Regions from separate parts of the Homo sapiens genome. Here all the other regions are linked to region 2. The links are chromatin contacts, found by Hi-C or POLR2A ChIA-PET in ENCODE. All regions are on one chromosome and are shown on one strand. The core of a region is the stretch at or near the end of the contact, and the rest is flanking DNA. Distances in the headings are between cores, read along the strand shown.

Region 1 (4,935 bases), core at 2,339-4,838, 810 kb after region 2:
CATCTTTAGTCCCAGCTACTCGGGAGGCTGAGGTAGGAGAATGGCATGCACCTGGGAGGCGGAGCTTGCAAGCTTGCAGTGAGCTGAGATCGCGCCACCACACTCCAGCCTGGGCGACTGAGCGAGACTCCGTCTCAAAAAAAAAAAAATTATTTTTACTTATTTTCCCCAACTCTTCCCTACAATGGAAGTCTCATGAATACAAACGTTCCTTAAAACTGAAACGAGAAGTCAGGCGCAGTGGCTCACGCCTGCAATCCCAGCACTTTGGGAGGCCGAGGCAGGCGGATCATGAGGTCAAGAGATCAAGACCATCCTGGCCAACATGGCGAAACCCCATTTCTACCAAAAATACAAAAATTAGCTGGGCGTGGTGGCATGCGCCTATAGTCCCAGCTGCTCGGGAGGCTGAGGCAAGAGAATCACTTGAACTCAGGAGGCAGAGGTTGCAGTGAGCCAAGACTGTTCTACAGCACTCCAGCCTGGCAACAGAGGGAGACTCCATCTCAAAAAAAAAAAGAAAGAAAGAAAAGAAAAGAAAAAGAAAAGAGAGACTGGGCAAGGTGGGTTACACCTGTAACCCCAGCACTTTAGCAGGCCAAGGCAGTTGGATCACTTAAGCCCAGGAGTTCCAGGCTGCAATGAGCTATGACTACAGCACTGCACTCCAGCCTTCAGCAGCCTGGGCAATACAGCAAGACCCTGTCAAAAAAAAAAAAGAAGAAAAGAAAAAGAGAGAGAGAGAGAGAAAGAGAAAGAAATAAAGCGAAAGAAAGAAGGAAGGAATAGAATTTTTAAGTGTGCACACCACCAAATTATTCATCAAGTGTAAGAATCAAGATAAAATCTTCAGAAGACTGTATCTTCCTGAGCCACGCAACTATTCTTAAAGCCAATGAGGAAATAAACTAATGTTTTAGTATGAACTTCTTAAATAATTTTAGGCAACAGAAAATGCTCAAGTCTCTATCAACAACTTTGATTAGGCCTCCTCCATAACTGGTAGCGCAGGTCATGAGCAGAACTGAGAAAGAGAATTATAAACCTATTGCGAATTGTGGAGAACAACTCCACTCACTATTTTCTCCATAAAGGCAGTTTATTACACTGAGATCAACATGTTATCACTCACACTAGTGATGTAAAAAATAATCCAATTCAACATAAGATTCAGACCAAAAAAAAAGAAAAAACCCATCCACGAGAATCTATCAATCTTTGACAACAAAACTACACGATTTTGGGATTAAATTTAAGTGACAAGACAATGTAAACTGGGGGCTTGTTCTCTCCGGAAATCACCACTACCAACGCTGCTTCTAAAAGCAGGCTGCACACAACCATTTTTCCTCTGGAAATAGCTAAATCCCAAGGCACGATATTGCTGTATTTTTTTTTGAGACGGCGTCTCGCTCTGTCACCCAGGCTGGAGTGCAGTGGCGCGATCTCAGCTCACTACAGCCTCCACCTCCCAGGTTCAAGCAATTCTCCCACCTCAGCCTCCCGAGTAGCTGGTATTCCAGCGGCACAACACCACGCCCGGCTAATTTTTGTATTTTTAATAGAGACGGGGTTTCACCATGTTGGCCAGGCTGGTCTCGAACTCCTGACCTCAGGTGATCCACCTGCCTCGGCATCCCAAAGTGCTGGGATTACAGGCTTGAGCCACCGCACCTGGCAGACATTGCTGTATTTTATAAATGTATCTTTTGTACCATTTAATACACTATAAATTATAATTGCAAGTATTTCCCACTAAGATTAAGTCCAAGTTTAAAAGCAATAAGCCCATCAAAGAAACAAAAATACTATTTGAAATAGTTTCAAAAGAACAATTAAAAAGATGGCTTTAAATAAAAAATCGTTTACCTGACGCTAAAAAATAAAAGATAAAAGCATGTAAATAAAAATGTGTTTACCTGACACTAAAAAATAAAAGATAAAAACGTTCTGGTGGAACTGAAAGAATAACTATAACCTTGAATATTGTTTTAATCAAGTTAGACAAGGGTTTTCATTAAATGTCATTTTACTAATTCGAAATTACATCTTTCACCTTAAGCATTTTGACATTTCCATCAACTTTCTAAAAGTGAGGGTAGATTGTTTTTCTATGTTTTTAATAGACTTGCCTCTCAAAAGAATGAATTAGATAAAAACTGATGGGAGAAACCTTTTCTCAACCTCCTCCTCCTCTTCAATGAGCATCTGAGTAAACCCTGGCTATAAATTACTGTTTAGGTCATAATCCTGAAAATTTTACATTAGACAATGACGTAACTAAGGCCCATTTTCTCTTTGTATCCCGACATCCTGTCAACTTTTCACTTTACAAGCCTGTTTTTCATCACAACAAATTTTCACATACAGGAATGCAATCAGTATTTTCTAACGTCCAGGAGCCAAAAATCACTATTTAGTCTATTTTTCCATTTCTCCCCAAAGAGCAGAATTCTCACGGTTCAGAATCATCTTTACATTTCCGAACCGAGGAAAGGCTGTCTAATGTGGAATACTGCTAGTTTCCCGTGAGGAGTGCGGTGTTTCCGACAGCGGCACTGAGGATCCGTGCGGAGCCCCCGCGTGAAGCCTGCGATGCCCTCCCCACCCCGTGAACCCGGCCGTGTGTCAGCAGCCACGGCGTGAGGCGCACAGGCCGCTGGCCCGGAGCAGGGCCCAGCCCACCGCTCCCAAACGCGCCGCGGGCAGCTGTCCCGCGGGCAGCACAATGACGAGCGCCCCGCGGCCCGCAGGCCCAGGCCCACCCAAACGTCCTCCGCACAGCGGATTTGCGCCGTCGCCCGCCACGAGGCTCTGACCTCCGAGGGGCCCCGGCCAGCCACGGCCTGACGCCGTCCTCCCCTGCGGGTCCCCGCCGGATCCTCCCGGGGGTCTCCCGTGGCAAAATGGGGGGGGACGGCGGGGGCGGAAGGGCCGGGGACGCTGAGGGTAAGGCGGCCCAGCCGCGGGTGTTCCAAGAACTACGAGGGAAAGGGGCCCGGCGGCCTCACCCGCAACTGGGGGCGGCTCTCCCGCGTCGTCGGCCGCGGGCGCCAGGGTGACGGCGCCGTCCCTCCAGACGCGGATCTGCGCGGCCGAGCGCACACGGTGGCGGGGCTGGCGGCGGCGGGCGGCGGCGCGCAGGGAACCGCAGCACTGGTAGCACACGGCCCACGCCTGCTCCTCGTTGATGGGCTGGTTGTACAGCCGCAGGATCTCCTCCAGGCTCAGCGCGTCCCGGGAGCCCCCGGCCGCGCCGCCGGCTGCCCCGGGCTCCCGCGGCCCCTCGCCGCCCACTGCCTCAGTCCGCGGCTCCCCGCCGCCCGCCGGGCCAGCCGCCTGAGCCATCCCGCGGGTGGGCGCTGCGCTCGGCAGTCGCGCCGTGTGCCGGCGTCTCCTCAGCTCCGGAGCATCGTCGTCGCGCGCCGCCGCCTCACCATCCCCGGAACCGCCGCCGCCCAACGCGGCCGCGCGCGCCGCCGCCGGGACCAGGCGAGTGCCCGGGAGGCGTGGGCAAGAGGAGGGCGGCGAGGACACGGCTGCAGTCCCGGTCAGACAGCCGCCGGCCGGTAGCGACGCGATGGCGTCCGGCGCCCCGCCCCGCCCCGCCCCGCCTCGCGCCGTCCAGCGCCGCCCAGCGCCCGCCCCTTAGGGGGCCGCACGGGCCGGGGGATGCACGCTCTGGAGGTGAGGACCAGGCAGGAGGGCCTCGCCTCGAGGCGAGATGGCCGCACGGTCTCTAGCCCGCAGGGCTCTCAGAGTCGCAGGCGGTGACGCCCGGTCGGGGGGCCCGGTCGCAAGGGACACACAGCTGGGGGCGCAATGGTGAGGGCGGCGACGCACGGTCCGGAGGGGATGCGCGGCCGGGTAGGGCGTGCAGGGTTGTGGGGCGTGGGGGACACGCGGGGCCGGGCGCGCGGTCGGGGGGCGCAGGGGCAAGAGGGTGTCGCATTTATCAGGGAAGTCCCCGGCCGACTCTGGCGGGGAACTGGGCGCGCCAACCCGGGTCACCGCCCTGCACAGCGGGAGAAGTCACCCGCATTGACGTTCCCTAGGCGCTGGATCGCCGAAGGTCTGGTTGAAAACTTGAACCCGCCTGGAGCGGATGCCTAAGAAAATGCAGGCCCGCTGAAGCCTCCCCGCCGGGCCCTGGGCCCTGAAAGCCTCCGGCAGTTTCCCGTGACCCCGCGGCCGCTCTGCGCGTTTTCCGATTTCTTGCTGGTTGAATACCTCCCTCTCCACTCCCATCTTCAGGGTAAGCACCGTAAAGACGGGGATCTTTACGGGTTTTCCTCACTGACTTCTCCCAAAAGCTAAACCAGCGCCTGGAATATAAACATGTACATAATTTGCAGGTGTTAGTTTTAGCGTCCTTCCGGATTCATTTGTAACATTGGTCCCTTCCCTCACTAAGGTAATGTCTCAAGTACCACACTCATCAGAGCATGTGGAATGAATATCACAGTGGTAAAATTGAACTGAGGGCAATTAGCCGTAGAAAGAAAGAATTCCGCCCCCCCAACCTATTAAATATGCAATAAAACAGATAATTCTTAATCACCCATTGGTAGATTAATTTAATCGATAAAATTCCACTGAGGCTAGTCCTGTGTGAAAGCCCTACAGAGTGTTGAAAGCATCAACCAAATAGGCAATGTATATTAAGTTCCAGTAAACCTTTTACGGCAGTTTTATGTAAAATGTTAGAAATCACGCTCTCAACAATTGCATCTTGCGGTAGAAACTACAACAGTCTATTTAAATAACAACAGTCTATTAAAATGAGATACCATCTTACATACAGCTGGGAATGGGGAGGAGGGAGAAAAGCAACAGGACGAAAAGGAAAATTAAGAAATTGAAAGAGGGCCGTGCGCAGTGGCTTAGGCCTGTAATCCCAGCACTTTGGGAGGCTGAGGCGGGCAGATCACTGAG
Region 2 (4,246 bases), core at 1,675-4,174:
CTCTGTCACCCAGGCTGTAGTGCACTGGCGTGATCTCAGCTCACTGCAACCTCCACCTTTCCAGTTCAAGCGATTCTCCTGTCTCAGCCTTCCAAGTGGCTGGGATTACAGGCATGCACCACCACACCCAGCTAATTTTTGTATTTTTAGTAGAGACGGGCTTTCCCCATGTTGGCCAGGCTGGTCTTGAACCCCTGGCCTCAAGCGATCCACCCACCTCAGCCCCCCAAAGTGCTAGGATTACATTCCTGAGCCACCATGCCCAGTCAACAACCACACTTTATAAAGTTCATATTAACTTTGCAGTCAATGCAACTCTGTCTTCTCAAAAAAACAGCTGGAAAGTCAACTTCTTTCTTTAGGCTACATGATGATCATTATTTTATTCTTATTAATTCATGTTCATTGGATTCCCCATTGCCTTATTACTGGTCCCAATACATCCATGGAATCCGGTTTCTAACACTTACCTAATGTGTGGGTTCAGGCAAGTTTCTTAGCTCTCTGTGCTTCCTTTTCATTACCTGTGAACTGGAGACATTTATAGTATCTACTTCATAGGGTTTGCGAAGCTGAAATGAGTTAATTTATGTAAAGTGCCCAGAACAATGTCTGGTGCATAAGTACTTTATTAATGTTAGTTGTCATTATCATCATCATCTATCGGAGTCTCTCATGATTATATTCCAAACCATCTCACCTAGTCAGAATTTGTCATTAAGAAAACTATGGGCTGGGCACGGTGGCCCACGCCTATAATCCCAGCACTTTGGAATGCCAAGGTGGGCAGATCAACTGAGGTCAGGAGTTCGAGGCCAGCCTGACCAACATGGCGAAACCCCAGCTGTACTGAAAATACAAAAATTAGCCGGTAGTGCTGGCGTGTGCCTGTAATCTCAGCTACTCGGGAGACTGAGGCAGGAGAATCGCGTGAACCCAGAAGGGGGAGGCTGCAGTGAGCCAAGATCACACTACTGCACTCCAGCCTGAGTGACAAAGCAAGATTTCATCTCAAAAAAAAAAAAAAAAAAAAGAAAGAAAAGAAAAAAGAAAACTATGGAGCATGACATGGAAGCTGGATAAGAAACTTGTTTGCAAACTCCAAGAAAAACCAGGACCTAAAAGAAGGGAAGAGTGGAATGGAGGGTGAGCAGAGTAGGGGGCCTAAGCTCTCTATATCCACTTTGAACAGATTTCTTCCCCTTTTTTTTGGTTGTTTATATTCCATTTCTAGAAAAGTTTCATTTGGAAAAAGGGTTCTACTGCTTTGCGGGGCAAAAAGGAACCATAGCTAAGCTGCTAACTAGGGTAACATCCTATCCCCTCTGAAATACAATTAAATTCAGCAACGCCATCTGGATTCAGTGGCTGCTGTGTGCAGAGCGCCTGCTGGGCTCCATGGAGAGGGGAAGGAATCAGTGTCTGCATCCAAGTAGTTCACACTGTAACAGGTGACCTATACACACAGACCCCTTGCCAGGCAATGTGCCCTGTAGTATGGCCACACAGAGGAGGAGTCCTGGGGAGGCTCCATGGTGAAGGTGGCTTTTGAAGGACTGGCAGGGTGTCAATAGGCAGAGATGCATGGACACTAAAATCCAGGCAACAGGAACAGCATAGCCACAGGACCGGGCGTCAGTCACATTCTCCCCGCTGGCCGAATGACGCAAATAATGCTCAAATTCCATGCTGCGGTTTGCTTTGACTGGCGGAGGTGGAGGGGCGCGAAAGACGAGCCAGCATGCTGCACAGCAGGTTTAGCCTCCATGCCCGGGGTTTGGAGCAAGAGAGTGAAAACATCAGAGCTATGTCTTCAGAAGGTCTTGTGTTGTGAAACTGACTGGCAAGCTATCACAGGAAGCTAAGCGAGGTGGCAGGCTGCTAGATTAAAATGATCTCTAAACAGAATTCGCTCTCAGAGTTCATTTTCAGCCTACCTCATTAGGGCAGATTTGGTCTTCTCACATTGTTATTGCTGTATCGGAGGAATCTTTCTAAAGAGAAAAGTGACAGCACACATTGCTGCCATTTGAAAGCCAGCATTTTTAAAGGGCGTAATACATAGTGACAGTTTTGATGTATGCCCGTGGGTGTGGGTCCTGATATCTCAACATACTCTGCCTGCATAATTTAAAATGACAGTTTAGCCTGTCAAACTTAAATGTGAGTGAAGTTCCTTGGATATTTATAAAACATCAAAAAGACAGAATGGTGTCAGCAAAAGATGGGTCTTTTTATTACTAAACCACGGGACGATTTTTGGATAATTGCTGGCAACTCACCTAGAAGCTGAACTTCCAGACAAAGTATAAATTTGGTGGTGCCACAGTTTTGAAGATTATTTTCACTCAATGCAATAAAAGGATATTACAGAACTCTAGCACAAATTGTAGTCAAAGATGGAGACGCGTCAATGACCCGTTTGTTTTTAATGTGTTTTAATGTTTTTGTTTTTAATGTATCCATGGTTTCCAGTTCCCCTGAGAAAGTGGAAATTACCCATGCTAATAAAGCAAGCGTTAGTGCGAAGACCTAGCTGATGTTTGGCTGGTTTTTAGCCCGCTAGCCAGTCACCCTTTATAAAGCCTGCCAAGTTTGGAGCGTGGGTAATTTTACACGCGGGTCTCCACAGATCCTGTCTACTTCGGTAGATTTATTACTAGGAAAGTGCGTGGGGGCACTAATTTTTGTGAATTGACTAATGCGTTAGAATTTTAAAAACCGGGTAGAACGCAGCGCAGGAAGCGAGCGTTCCCCGCCGCAGCGCCGGAGCGTCCAGCCAGAATCCCCCTGCATGCGCAGCCCCTGGCGTCTTACGTCCCACAGGCCCCACCCCGGCGCCTTCCGTCCCGCAGGCTCCGCCTTTGGCGCTGGGCTCTGACGTCACCACCTGCGCCGCTCACAGTAGAAACAGGAAGTGGGACCAAAACAAAGGAGCGGCGGCCGGGAGCGGACTTACCTTACCTTCTCTGCCTTCGGCGCGCTTCTCAGCCGGGCCGCCGACCCAAAGGAGCCGTCCGACTATGTCTAACATGGAGAAACACCTGTTCAACCTGAAGTTCGCGGCCAAAGAACTGAGTAGGAGTGCCAAAAAATGCGATAAGGAGGAAAAGGCCGAAAAGGCCAAAATTAAAAAGGCCATTCAGAAGGGCAACATGGAAGTTGCGAGGATACACGCCGAAAATGCCATCCGCCAGAAGAACCAGGCGGTGAATTTCTTGAGAATGAGTGCGCGAGTCGATGCAGTGGCTGCCAGGGTCCAGACGGCGGTGACGATGGGCAAGGTGACCAAGTCGATGGCTGGTGTGGTTAAGTCGATGGATGCGACATTGAAGACCATGAATCTGGAGAAGATTTCTGCTTTGATGGACAAATTCGAGCACCAGTTTGAGACTCTGGACGTCCAGACGCAGCAAATGGAAGACACGATGAGCAGCACGACGACGCTCACCACTCCCCAGAACCAAGTGGATATGCTGCTCCAGGAAATGGCAGATGAGGCGGGCCTCGACCTCAACATGGAGCTGCCGCAGGGCCAGACCGGCTCCGTGGGCACGAGCGTGGCTTCGGCGGAGCAGGATGAACTGTCTCAGAGACTGGCCCGCCTTCGGGATCAAGTGTGACGGCAGAACCCGCTCTGAGGTTTCCTGGCCATAGCCACCCTTTGAAATGCTCTCTGTGTGTTAGAGAGATACTATACCCTAGAAACTCTGAACACGCCAGAATGCTGAAATGCCCTTCTACCTTTGGGTTTACAGCCCCCTCCACATAAATTAAGAAATTCAGTATTTCTGCACTCTTAGCTGGATTCTAAAGTTCTGTATAGCTCGTAATGATGGTATTTTTATAGCAGCCTTTTAACAGAACTAGTTAATTTCGTGTATATGAATCTTTCTCGAAGATCTGGTCAAAACTGTATTCAGTTTCCTGCCCAGAATGATCAGATTGAAGGTGGTTGGTTTTTATTATTATTTAGTGTGATTGATAGTATCTAGAATGGCAGGTGGTGCATAAAAGTTAAAGAGAGGGGAAAGATTACTTAGTTTGGTTATACAGTTATAAACACCATGCAGTGTATTCGGTGGACTGTGCTATTTCTGTTTATCCTTTGGGTTTTGGTTTTTGTTTTTTTTTTTTTTGCCTTCACAGTGAGACTGCAAATGATTGTTCTCATAACGTATATTATTAATAAATGTGGTCCTATAATTTATACTGAAATTACCTTAGGATATTTTTGCATAATACT
Region 3 (4,660 bases), core at 289-2,788, 560 kb after region 2:
GGAAGATCATCCTGAGCTTAACGCTGTAGGAGGTAGAGGTCAATGTGAGTGGACGGTGGAGCCAGGACTGTAGCCCAGGTCTTTCGGGTCATGCTGTGTGCTCTTCCACTTCCCTGCCTCACTGCACAAATGCGCTCCCCACGCCCACGGACGCCCCAGGGGCGCCAGGCGCTGCTCTAGGCTGAGACTCAGCCGACTCAGACAAGGGCCCTGCCCTCTCGCCCTATCTCATCCTGGAGAAGAGTACCCTCTTCTTAGAACAAGCATCTCACTTCCGTGCACTTCAACTTCGTTTGTGGCAGTGCAGGGTACTTTGCAAAGCTAAAAAGTAGTTTATGCGAAAGGGAGACTCTTTTTCCTTAGAGGATTTGCCAAGTTGTAATCACAAATTCTTTTTGAGATACACGTACATTTTTTTAAAGCTAAATAAGATTTCCCCCCAGTTTTATAACTCAAGAATGTATTTTCTCAAGGACTTGGGAGTCATCTCTTTGAAATGTCATCCCCGTCTCCCAGTTTTGTGGGAGGGTAGGAGCCCAGCTACCAGAGAGCACCTGGCTTCAAATTGTAAACCTACCTCCTGTCATAAAGGTATGAAAATTCATTTTTCCTTTGGATAAAGGCAATTAGCAAACGCAAATGGCCACTGCATTTACCAATGGCCACTCCATCATCAGGCGAATTTAGGATGAACTCTGCGACAAATGGTGTAGTGGAGTCCCCTCCCCGGAGGGCTGTCTCGTTTACCTCGGGAGCATGCGTGGGGTAGGTTGCATCCTCCCGGCTGTTTGATACAGGCTGAGATTTCTGTCTTTGCAGCCTATTTGGCGGATTGCTTGTGATGCACATCACATGCTGGTTTTGTTTTGTTTTGTTTTGTTTTGTTTTGTTTTGTTTGAGACGGAGTCTCGCTCTGTTGCCCAGGCTGGAGTGCAGTGGCGGGATCTCGGCTCACTGCAAGCTCCGCCTCCCGGGTTCACGCCATTCTCCTGCCTCAGCCTCCCGAGCAGCTGGTACTACAGGCGCCCGCCACCACGCCCGGCTAATTTTTTGTATTTTTAGTAGAGACGGGGTTTCACCGTGTTAGCCAGGATGGTCTTGATCTCCTGACCTCGTGATCCGCCCGCCTCGGCCTCCCAAAGTGCTGGGATTACAGGCGTGAGCCACCGCGCCCGGCCTCACATGCTGGTTTAATGTTTGTTCAAGACCCAAACTGCAGTGGAGTTTTGAGGGTTGGCAGGTTTGTTTTTCATCACACGTCCCCGACAGTACAAACCGGCGTAGCTGGACAGGGCCTTGGGAGAATTTGGACAGTGGGAGTAAGGACGAGCGTCGCCTCCTACGCCCGCGGCATCTGCAGCAAGCGCGCATCGCGCACCCCAGGGTAGCAGCGCAGGTCTGGGGCTGCGCCACAGCCGCGCCCGCAGAGCTATTTTTAGCCGCTGCAGCCAGCCTAGCCACCAGACGGGGTGGGCGGCATCCAAGGGCGCCCCGCCCATCGAGGCCCCGCCCACGCCGCGCCCGGAGCCGCGCGGCCCGAAGCACCCGGCCCGGATCGCAGAGCCCGCGCCCTGCGCCGGCGGCAATGAAGATCTGGAGCTCGGAGCACGTGTTTGGGTGAGGCCGGGCTGAGGGCCGCGGTGGGGCCGTCCAGACGCCGGCTCCTGCTCCCGAGCCCGGCTGGAGCGGTCCAGGAAAGGCCGGACCTCACAGCGGGCCTCGCGGAGATCCCCGCCCCGCGCCGGCCGTTCCCAGACCGCAACTTCGGCGTCCCGGAGAGGGCACGCGCGCTTCCCCGGGACCGCGGTCTGGGCGAGGCTCTGCGCCGGGTACGGCCTCTCCCCCGGCGTGCGCAGGGGCCTGGCTGCAGGCACAGAGGCCCCGCTGGTGGTCGACAGCCAGGGCGGGGGCAGCCGGAGCGGGGGCGGCCGGGGCGGGGGCGGCCGGAGCCGGGGGGGCGGCCGGGGGCCTGGCGCTCGCTGCTCTCCTTGGGGTCGGGAGCAGGGCAGGGGAGAGGCCTGCAAGCTGGCGCCTTTGCTGAGATTGTCATAAACCTTCCGCGCGTTTCACGGAGGGCCCACGGCGGGCTGTGAGCTCTGGAGGAAGCTAAAGGGGCAGAAGGCATTTCGGGGGCCCTGGCTCTGAACTCACTTGTAGGCATGGAAGGCCTCCAAGCTAGCGTGGAAAACCTCGAACTGTTTAAAAATGCTCCCCCGGCACACGGATGGAAGTGGAGGTCATTATCTTAAGTGAAGCCAGGCCCAGAAAGACAAGTATCGCATGTTCCCACTCCTAAGTGGGTGCTTAAGAATGTGTTCACATGGATGTGGAGAGTGGAACGTCAGATGATGGAGACTCTGAAGGGTGAGGGGGTGGGTGCAGGGAGGATAATGAGAATTGCTTAATGGGTGCAAGACACCTTCCCGGGTAATGCATACCCTAGAAGTCCTGACTTGACCACTACGAAATTTATGCATGTAACGAAATTGCACATATACTCCATAGAATTGTGCAAATAAAAAGAAGAAAAAAGTGCCCTCCTAACCTAAGTGGTATCTTTTCCTTAAGTCAGTGATCTGTGACACACTGAAATTATTCTTTAATGTTTATTTACAGCAACAAAGATTTTTTAATTATCTGACCTCACTTAAGCATTAAATATTTTATTTTGGGGGGAAAAAAAGTACTGCGTGGAAGGAAATTGTCATCCTTTGACTCTTTTTATTTATTTTTTTCGAGACAGAGTCTCATTCTGTCACCCAGGCTGGGTTTTTTTTTTTTTTTTTTTTTTTTTGAGACATAGGCTCGCTGGGTCACCCAGGTTGGAGTGCAATGGCGCGATCTTGGCTCACTGTAACCTCCCCCTCCTGGGTTCAAGTGATTCTCGTGCCTCAGCCTCCTGAGTAGCTGGGACTACAGGTGTGGGCCATCACGCCCGGCTAATTTTTGTATTTTTAGTAGAAACAGGGTTTCGCCATGTTGGCCAGGCTGGTCTCGAGCTCCTGACCTCAGGTGATCCACCCGCCTCGGCCTCCCAAAGTGCTGGGATTATAGGTGTGAGCCACCGTGACTGGCCTGACTTTAAACATGTAAAATTATAATAAAAATATATCAAGTGGTTTCAAAACCTCTGAAATTATTTTTCATGAAGTCTTTAGACTTGATGGGATCTAATTTTTTGTATGGCTTGCAGTGTTTCTCAAGTGGGTTTCCATCAGCAACAAGGATGGGGGCATCACTGAGCCGTCTGGATGCTGTGGACAGTTAAGTCATTGCATACCAGGAGTGCCAGGTGGTTGGGGCTCAGTTTTCTCATGGAATGGCCGAGGTCTGCCCTAGAGGTTTGTGAAATGTCTGTGGACAAGCACAAATGAATAGCTAGCTGTGAAAAATCACAGTTGATGCTTTTGAAAATTGTTGCAGCTGCTAACTCCCATTTATTTTTTTTAAGCTTTACCGAAGGATACTTTACATACCATAAAATTATACACATTTTAAGTGTATAATTCATTAAGTTTTGCTAAGTATGACCATCACACACACAGTCCAGTCTTAGAACACTTCTGTCCTCCTGCAGAGGTGCCCCATGCTCATTAGCTTCACATTTTACCCCATTTTCACCCCTGCCCCAGGCAACCAGGAATCTTTTCTGTTTCTATGAATTTGCCTTGTTGGGACATTGCATGTAAATGTCATCCTGCAATATGGGGTGTTTTGTGTCTGTCTGCTTTCACTTAGCATGATTTTCTTGAGGCTCACCATGTGGTAGAGTGTCAGTATTTCATTTCTCCCATCATTCATTTTGTATTCCTGGCACCCCGCCGGGGCCCGGCGCCTAGCAGGTGCTCGGAAGGGGTGAGGAATCTTACATGGAGATCAGATGTCCTTCCAGGACAGGGGCAGCTATCCACCAAAGGAATCCCGGTCATCCCTGGAGCTGCTGTGGACTAGGTGCTGATTCTCTGCCATAGACTTTTGAACTTGAAAGCAAAGGGCCGTAATGAAGCCTGACAAATGTGGAATGTGGCTGGCCGAGGATGCTGTCATTGGCCTGTGGCTGGACGGGTTATGAATGATGTGGTACCATGAGGTGGTACCATGAGGTGTCATAGCATCCAAATGACAGTACAAATTGGAAGTCTGGCTTCCTGGCTGGACTTACTGTGTAGTTTTCCCCTTGTTTCGTCCATTGAAACCCCTGATTTTTTTCCTTTGAGGATTATAGACCTTTCTTTTTCTTTCTATACTTAAAAAAAGTTTGTTGTACTGTTAGGTGAACATTTGATTGGAAATAATACATTTACTTTTTTTTTTCCTTTTTTTTGAGGCAGAATCTTGCTCTATCACCCAGGCTGGAGTGCAGTGGCACGATCTTGGCTCACCACAACCTCTGCCTCTCCGGTTCAAGCAATTCTTGTGCTTCAGCCTCCCGAGTAGCTGGGACCACAGGCGTGTGCCACCACGCCTGGTGAATTTTTTTGTATTTTTAGTAGAGACAGAGTTTCACCATGTTGGCCAGGCTGGTCTCAAACTCCTGACCTCAAGTGATCCACCCACCTCGGCCTCCTGAAGTGCTGGGATTACAGTACTTTTGAAATGAAGAAATAATTAGGCACAAACAGTTTGATCTTATCAAGTTTTCTTCCTGTGTCCACATTGA

The links. A loop is a pair of places that touch in the nucleus more often than their neighbours do. ChIA-PET counts read pairs that join two places held with the same protein, here RNA polymerase II (POLR2A). Pooled maps may share reads with other maps.
Region 1: a map of sigmoid colon shows a loop between it and region 2 (4-fold over the local background). The contact joins the promoter of SPIRE1 here to the promoter of CHMP1B in region 2. A Hi-C loop is called at or near these places in 2 of 168 maps with a recorded cell type or tissue (posterior vena cava and sigmoid colon), 1 of 37 single-sample maps with no recorded cell type and 11 of 50 pooled maps.
Region 3: a pooled map shows a loop between it and region 2 (16-fold over the local background). The contact joins the promoter of PRELID3A here to the promoter of CHMP1B in region 2. A Hi-C loop is called at or near these places in 3 of 37 single-sample maps with no recorded cell type and 9 of 50 pooled maps. POLR2A ChIA-PET finds 5 or more read pairs at or near these places in 1 of 52 experiments (BJ).

Annotation. Positions count from the first base shown.
Region 1 is chr18:12,654,519-12,659,453 of GRCh38, forward strand. SPIRE1 (spire type actin nucleation factor 1) reads right to left here and starts at 3,589. Exons shown (of 17, transcript NM_001128626.2): 1 at 3,012-3,589. The coding sequence starts at 3,348. It also overlaps a transcript of PSMG2 not described here. RefSeq lists silencers at 3,009-3,128, 3,319-3,738, 3,608-3,776, 3,779-3,848, 3,899-4,048.
Region 2 is chr18:11,848,489-11,852,734 of GRCh38, forward strand. CHMP1B (charged multivesicular body protein 1B) reads left to right here and starts at 2,925. Exons shown (of 1, transcript NM_020412.5): 1 at 2,925-4,246. The coding sequence starts at 3,024. The coding sequence ends at 3,623. All of the region lies in intron 5 of GNAL (G protein subunit alpha L), which reads left to right. RefSeq lists enhancers at 2,778-3,017, 3,286-3,335 and a silencer at 3,342-3,636.
Region 3 is chr18:12,406,391-12,411,050 of GRCh38, forward strand. PRELID3A (PRELI domain containing 3A) reads left to right here and starts at 1,539. Exons shown (of 7, transcript NM_001142405.2): 1 at 1,539-1,617. The coding sequence starts at 1,586. RefSeq lists enhancers at 938-1,599, 1,600-2,259, 2,117-2,366 and a silencer at 1,337-1,916.